2 separate regions of the Homo sapiens genome follow, and region 1 is linked to region 2. A link is a contact called in ENCODE Hi-C or POLR2A ChIA-PET data. All regions are on one chromosome and are shown on one strand. The core of a region is the stretch at or near the end of the contact, and the rest is flanking DNA. Distances in the headings are between cores, read along the strand shown.

Region 1 (2,700 bases), core at 78-2,577, 380 kb after region 2:
CCAGCCAGCACCTAGAGTACTGGCGCATTTATCAGTGGCATTCATGAAGGTGAGATGGAACTTGGGACCCGCGTGAAGTGAGATCCTCGCATGGGTGGAGATGATTGCTTGGTGTCTTAGGCTTCCGTAACCACCGTCTTCAGCATTTTCACAAGTGTGACTGGATTGCGTAGGTGGTGACCTCACGTTTGCTCAGGTGGTGTGAAATGGCCTCTCCCGTTTCTTCTCTCCAGTGTGAAACTGGACTGCTGATGAAAGCGCTTTGTGGATCCGCTGCTTATGAGACTGGCACGTGCCGTGTGTGACGTGTGGGCCTGTGAAGCGGCGTGCCGTGTGTGTGGCACTGGGGTCGCCCTCGCTGCCGCCTCCACACTCATGCTAAGACGGCTCTGGGAACTACAGGAGACGGTGTGCTTTGATTTCATTGAGCTCTGTTGGCTTTCCATCAGCGGAGCAAAGCCCGGGCCCTGCTGTTGGCTCCCTCCCGCATTGTGTATAGAGCGTAGCTCAGTAAGAGGAAACTTTCTCCACGTTTCTCAACCCTTTGTTTGACTGCTCGGGTCAGGCCGGCAGTGCAGCTGGGGCATCAGGATGCTGGGTGCTTGTTTTAGCCAAAGCAAAGAGACTCCCAAGGCTTGTCTCCATTTTCCCTCTCCATGAGTTTCCTGATATCTTGGTGCTTGCGTTTCCCTATCCTTCAGATTGTCTTTTTCTTGGTTTTCCACATCCAGTTCCTACTACAGGAGGCTGCCACAGTGGCTCCCTTCTCCTGACCACGTGGGTGTGGCCACGCACACCTGGTTCTGTGCACAGATGTGTAGAGTGGGTCTGTGGGTGGGTTGGGGGATGGCGTTTCATGTTCATTCTTGGGAGGGGGTTTCCTAAGACTGAGGGAAGGTCTCCATCGTGACCTCTCCAGTGGTCAGTTCAGCTTGCAGATGAAGCTCAGGAGGTACTCTGAAAAGGGAACTAATATTTTGCTTTGCACTTGTTGCTGTAGGTGGATAACAAGGGCCGGAATTTCCTTCATGTGGCAGTTCAGAACTCTGATATTGAAAGTGTGCTGTTCCTGATCAGTGTCCACGCTAATGTGAATTCAAGAGTCCAGGATGCCTCCAAGTTGACCCCCCTGCACCTCGCTGTCCAAGCAGGCTCAGAAATTATTGTCCGCAATTTGGTAAGTGACACAGAAGTATTGCATGTAATAATATGTTGTCAAAGCATATTGTAGAGCTTGTGCAGAATCTCATCACAGGTGCTTTGCCCGGTGTTGTGAAAGCACCTGGGGAATTTGGGGAGCGAGGCTGGTGCACTCAGGAAACTGGTGTCAAGGGCTGCACGTCCTGAGCGCCCCACTGGGCTGCGTGGGCTGCCAGATGCTAGATGGGGCCCTTCCAGAAAGCAGGATTTCAATGGTGGAGGCAGGGTGGGAGCACCGAGGAAGTGGAGATCCACTTGTGTTCTCTGTCAGGCATTCAACTGGGACTTTGAAGTGAGCTGTCTCTCTTAATTTTCAAAACCACAGAGGGGTATGAGAAATGTTTTACATTTTACAAAGGAGAAAATGTAGGCCGAGAAAGAATTTTACCCCCGAGGCTATCTAAGCAAGTAGTGCTGGATTTTAGCCTTTTCCATTGGACTCCAAAGCCTGCTTTTTCCACCCAGGCCGGGGAGGGTCTCAGTAAAGATGTGGAGATTGGGAAGTGCATGTGGTGTGTTTACGTAGGAAAGTTTGGTTGAAGTTTTAGTAGAGTTGAAAGAGCTGTGGTTAGAGGGGCAGGAAGAAAGCAGATCGTGGGGTGTCACATTTCAAACCGAGAACTGTGAGCAGCCAGTATCTTTTAGGCAGTGGAGAAACCATTGTAAGTGTTTGAGCTGAGAGAACAAGGTCCAGAGCTGAGACAGGGCCTCATCGTCTGGTCTCTGCTCCTCAGAGCTGGCTGTCGCTGGTCCCTCCTGTCAGCCCCAGACACATGCCGCAGAACTGGCCGCTAAGGCACCTGAGCAGCCTTTGGCGCCTTGGTGTCACTGTTTCTGAAAAGTGCTTTTTAGAAAAGCCTTGTGACCTGATTGTGTTTGAGCTGAGGCAGCATTTGAAGAAGGCGCCTTGGGAGTGAGGCACACAGGTGTGGGGCGGGCTCACCAGTGACGAGACCGAGCGGAGGCCGTGGCAGTGAGTGTGAACTGAGGGCTAAGGAGCGGTGGGTATGATGGTGCCAGGAACAGATTGGATGTGGGGGAAGCAGCCAAGGAGGCGGAGCTGGGTCCCAAAGTCGTAGGGAATCGGCCTCGTGTTCATCAGTCTTTATGCCTCTGTAGGGCTGGAGGAGGTTACGGTCCCTGACCAAGGACCCCGCCTTCCTGGGGCCCGGCATGACAGATGATAGGATCGCCCAGAAACACTAGAAACAGCGGGTCTTCCAGTGTCCGTGTGCTCCTTCCTCTGAATTGATGCTGCATCCTGTTTGACCCTGTTCATACTGAAACCCCTTCCCCACTCTCTCCTCCCAGTTAACCAGCTGTGGGGCCAGTTATGATCCCTAACACAGCACCAGGGACCATGAATATACATCTGTGAGACGTCCCGTATGGAGAGTCCCATATCCACTCATATGTCTTATCGATCAGTGATTAGACTGGGCGCCCAGAGTTCTGGGGAGGCTGAGACTTAGAAGTCAGGGTCCTAACCAGAGCAGCTAA
Region 2 (2,700 bases), core at 201-2,700:
AGAGAGGGGAGAGCCTGGGTTGGTATCTTTCAGCTTCCCCCTGCTCCGCTCACCTCCTGCCTCCTGGGGCACCAGATGTGCAAGGTGAATGTTTTCATTTCACTTTCTAGAACAGACAGCAAAGCAGGGAAGCGGCTGAGAGGGTGAGAAGGCGCCCCAGGGGCTTGGGTACAAAGGGGTTGGAGTTGAGCGTGTGGAAATTCAAGGCGAAGGTTAGCCCTGACCTCCCCCAAGGGTTAGGTCCTCTCTGGACCACAGCCCTCTATAAACAGCTTCTCAAACCAAGAAGCGAGGGTGACCAGTAGCAGTTCCCCTCCCCTGCCATTGTAAAAGGCTTCTCTGATTTAATAGACCGTTTGATCCCACCACCTTTACCTCCCACTCCCAAGAAAATTCTTCTCCGTAATGGCACCACAATGTACCCAGTTATTTCAGTCTCAAACCTGGCATCCCCCTCATTTCCTCTCCCCCGACATCTAACTCCATCACCCACCCCACCTGCTCCACATCAGCCCAAATCTGACCTGTTCTCATTTTCCCTGGGTCCAGTCCACCACTATCTCTAAATGGTCTTCCCGTGCTTCCACCTGCGCAGACCTACAGTCCATCCCCCACACAGCAGCCAGCATCATCTTGTTAAAATGTAAATCGGATCCAGGCTTGCCCCTGCATTAAACTCACCAGTGACTTCCCATCACCCTCAGAATGAAATCCCAGCCCGGGGCCCCATGCAGCCTTGCTTCTCGCCAGCCTCAGCCCCTCCAGCCCTGGGTCTCTGTAGTTGCAAGGCTTGGGATTTCGTCCCCTTAGATCCTTGCAGGAGTACGGGGGAGGGGGGCCCTTCTTGTCACTCAGCTCTCATCCCAAATGCCACTTCCTCACAGAGGCCTTCCCTGACCAACCCCTCAAATCATTATTGGAGACCCTATTGAATAGTAATTAGCCGTGTTTTTAACGGGTGATGTATTCACGTTCCAGCACTTAAAAGCCTCCTCCTGACCCTTGCATTCCTAATTCTCTTCATAATTATGATCTTTTTAAATGCATTTGGCTCCGTGTTCCTCCACGAGAGCAGAGGCTTTGTTCCAACCGCCTAGCACGGCACGCCAGCAGGAGCCCAGTAATTGTTGAATGGCTCAATGTTCGGAGCGCAGGGGCCGCTCTGGGACGAGTCGGATCGAAGTGCTACACCTAGGTTTGTTTCCGAGATGGGCCCTTAGAAATGCCCCCCTGGGGCTCCAAAGGGGCAGATGCCACAGCCGCCAGGGCGGAGCGGGTGTGAGCAGAAGGCTGGGAAAGATGGGACGCCGCTAGGCGAGGGACTTCCGCTCAGAGCTACGGCGGAAATGCCGCTCTTTTAACTCTGGGCCGGTCTCTCTTGGTTCCCCCGCCCCTCCGGGTTCTTCCGCCTCCGAGCCGACACAAACCGGTGCGCATGCGCCGTGCCCTGACCTGGAAGCGGCTGGGGCCGGAGCACACGTGTTTCGTGTTTCGGTGAGTGTGGCGGAGATGGAGAGCCGGGATCCCGCCCAGCCGATGTCGCCTGGAGAAGCGACGCAGAGTGGCGCCCGGCCTGCCGACCGCTATGGCCTATTGAAGCACAGTCGCGAGTTCTTGGACTTCTTCTGGGACATTGCGAAGCCTGAGCAGGAGACGCGACTTGCGGCCACGGAGAAGCTGCTGGAGTATCTGCGTGGCAGGCCGAAGGTGGAGTGGCGGGGTCTGGGGCAGAGGCTGCGCATATCCCGGCAAGGAAGCGGCGGCGGGCCCAGGGAGTTGAGACTGGGGGCACGTGGTCGCGAACCTGGATGCCAGGGTGCGCGGGGGCGTGCACCTTGTTGTCACCATTGAACACGAGGGTGTGCTTGGTTCCGCAGGGGTCCGAGATGAAATATGCCCTGAAGCGTCTAATCACGGGACTCGGGGTCGGGCGAGAAACAGCCCGGCCCTGCTACAGTTTGGCCCTGGCACAGGTGAGGTGGTGCTCCTGGCAGGGTCCCAGCCATCCAGGTCAAAATGGTGGGGTATGAGGAGGGCGGGTGTGGTGTCTCAGCTGTGGCGGAGGGGCAGCCCGAGAGAGAGGTCGGGAGTGGCAGAGCAGACTGGAGGCCAACCTGAGGGAGGCCTCTTCATGAAAGTGGAGAAGGTGTGAGCAAGGCCTGGCCAGGTTTTCTATTTGGTGCTTGGGTTGCCCGGCCTCTTAGGTACACTTTCTGGGAGCAGTGAGCGCTGGGTGGGCTCCCTTAGGCCTGCAGAGGCATTCAGCTGATTGGAGTAGACCACTCTCTGAGGCGCCTTGACAAGGGGCAGAGCAATAAAGACCCAGGCCTGCAGGATCAGCCTGAGGGGAGCTCAGACCACGTGCGGAGAGAAGACCCAGTGGCTGAGCATTTCAGACTAGTAATCTAGGGGCCATAGAAGGTACATAGAAGGTGGGACTAGGGACCTGAGGCTTCTTGGGAGAAGTTGAAGGGGGAAGGGAGGTTAAGGTTTGTGAAGACGTAGTTGGGCCACTCTCCTGAACCCTCTTCCTCCTGCCACACAACTCCTGGCAGCTGTTACAGTCTTTTGAAGACCTCCCCTTGTGCAGCATCCTGCAGCAGATACAAGAAAAATATGACCTGCATCAGGTGAAGAAGGTGAGAGTGGGGCCAGGGAGGTCAGCAGCCCCAGGGGTGGGAGGCTTGGGGAATGGGGAGT

The links. Hi-C counts contacts between places; a loop is a spot of excess contacts on that map. ChIA-PET counts read pairs that join two places held with the same protein, here RNA polymerase II (POLR2A). Pooled maps may share reads with other maps.
Region 1: a pooled map shows a loop between it and region 2 (5-fold over the local background). The contact joins the enhancer-like site here to the promoter of MYBBP1A in region 2. A Hi-C loop is called at or near these places in 3 of 50 pooled maps. POLR2A ChIA-PET finds 5 or more read pairs at or near these places in 3 of 52 experiments (GM12878, HEK293 and IMR-90).

The regions. Positions count from the first base shown.
Region 1 is chr17:4,175,603-4,178,302 of GRCh38, reverse strand. ANKFY1 (ankyrin repeat and FYVE domain containing 1) reads left to right here. Exons shown (of 25, transcript NM_001330063.2): 19 at 1,001-1,177. Among named protein-coding and RNA genes, the nearest start is that of CYB5D2, 34 kb to the right of the region's middle. RefSeq lists enhancers at 804-1,303, 1,304-1,805. Within about 2 kb of position 1,327, at least 3 of the 41 ENCODE cell types and tissues checked have a DNase peak (open chromatin) inside an H3K27ac peak, as active enhancers do.
Region 2 is chr17:4,554,134-4,556,833 of GRCh38, reverse strand. MYBBP1A (MYB binding protein 1a) reads left to right here and starts at 1,450. Exons shown (of 26, transcript NM_014520.4): 1 at 1,450-1,707; 2 at 1,878-1,973; 3 at 2,556-2,639. The coding sequence starts at 1,510. It also overlaps a transcript of GGT6 not described here.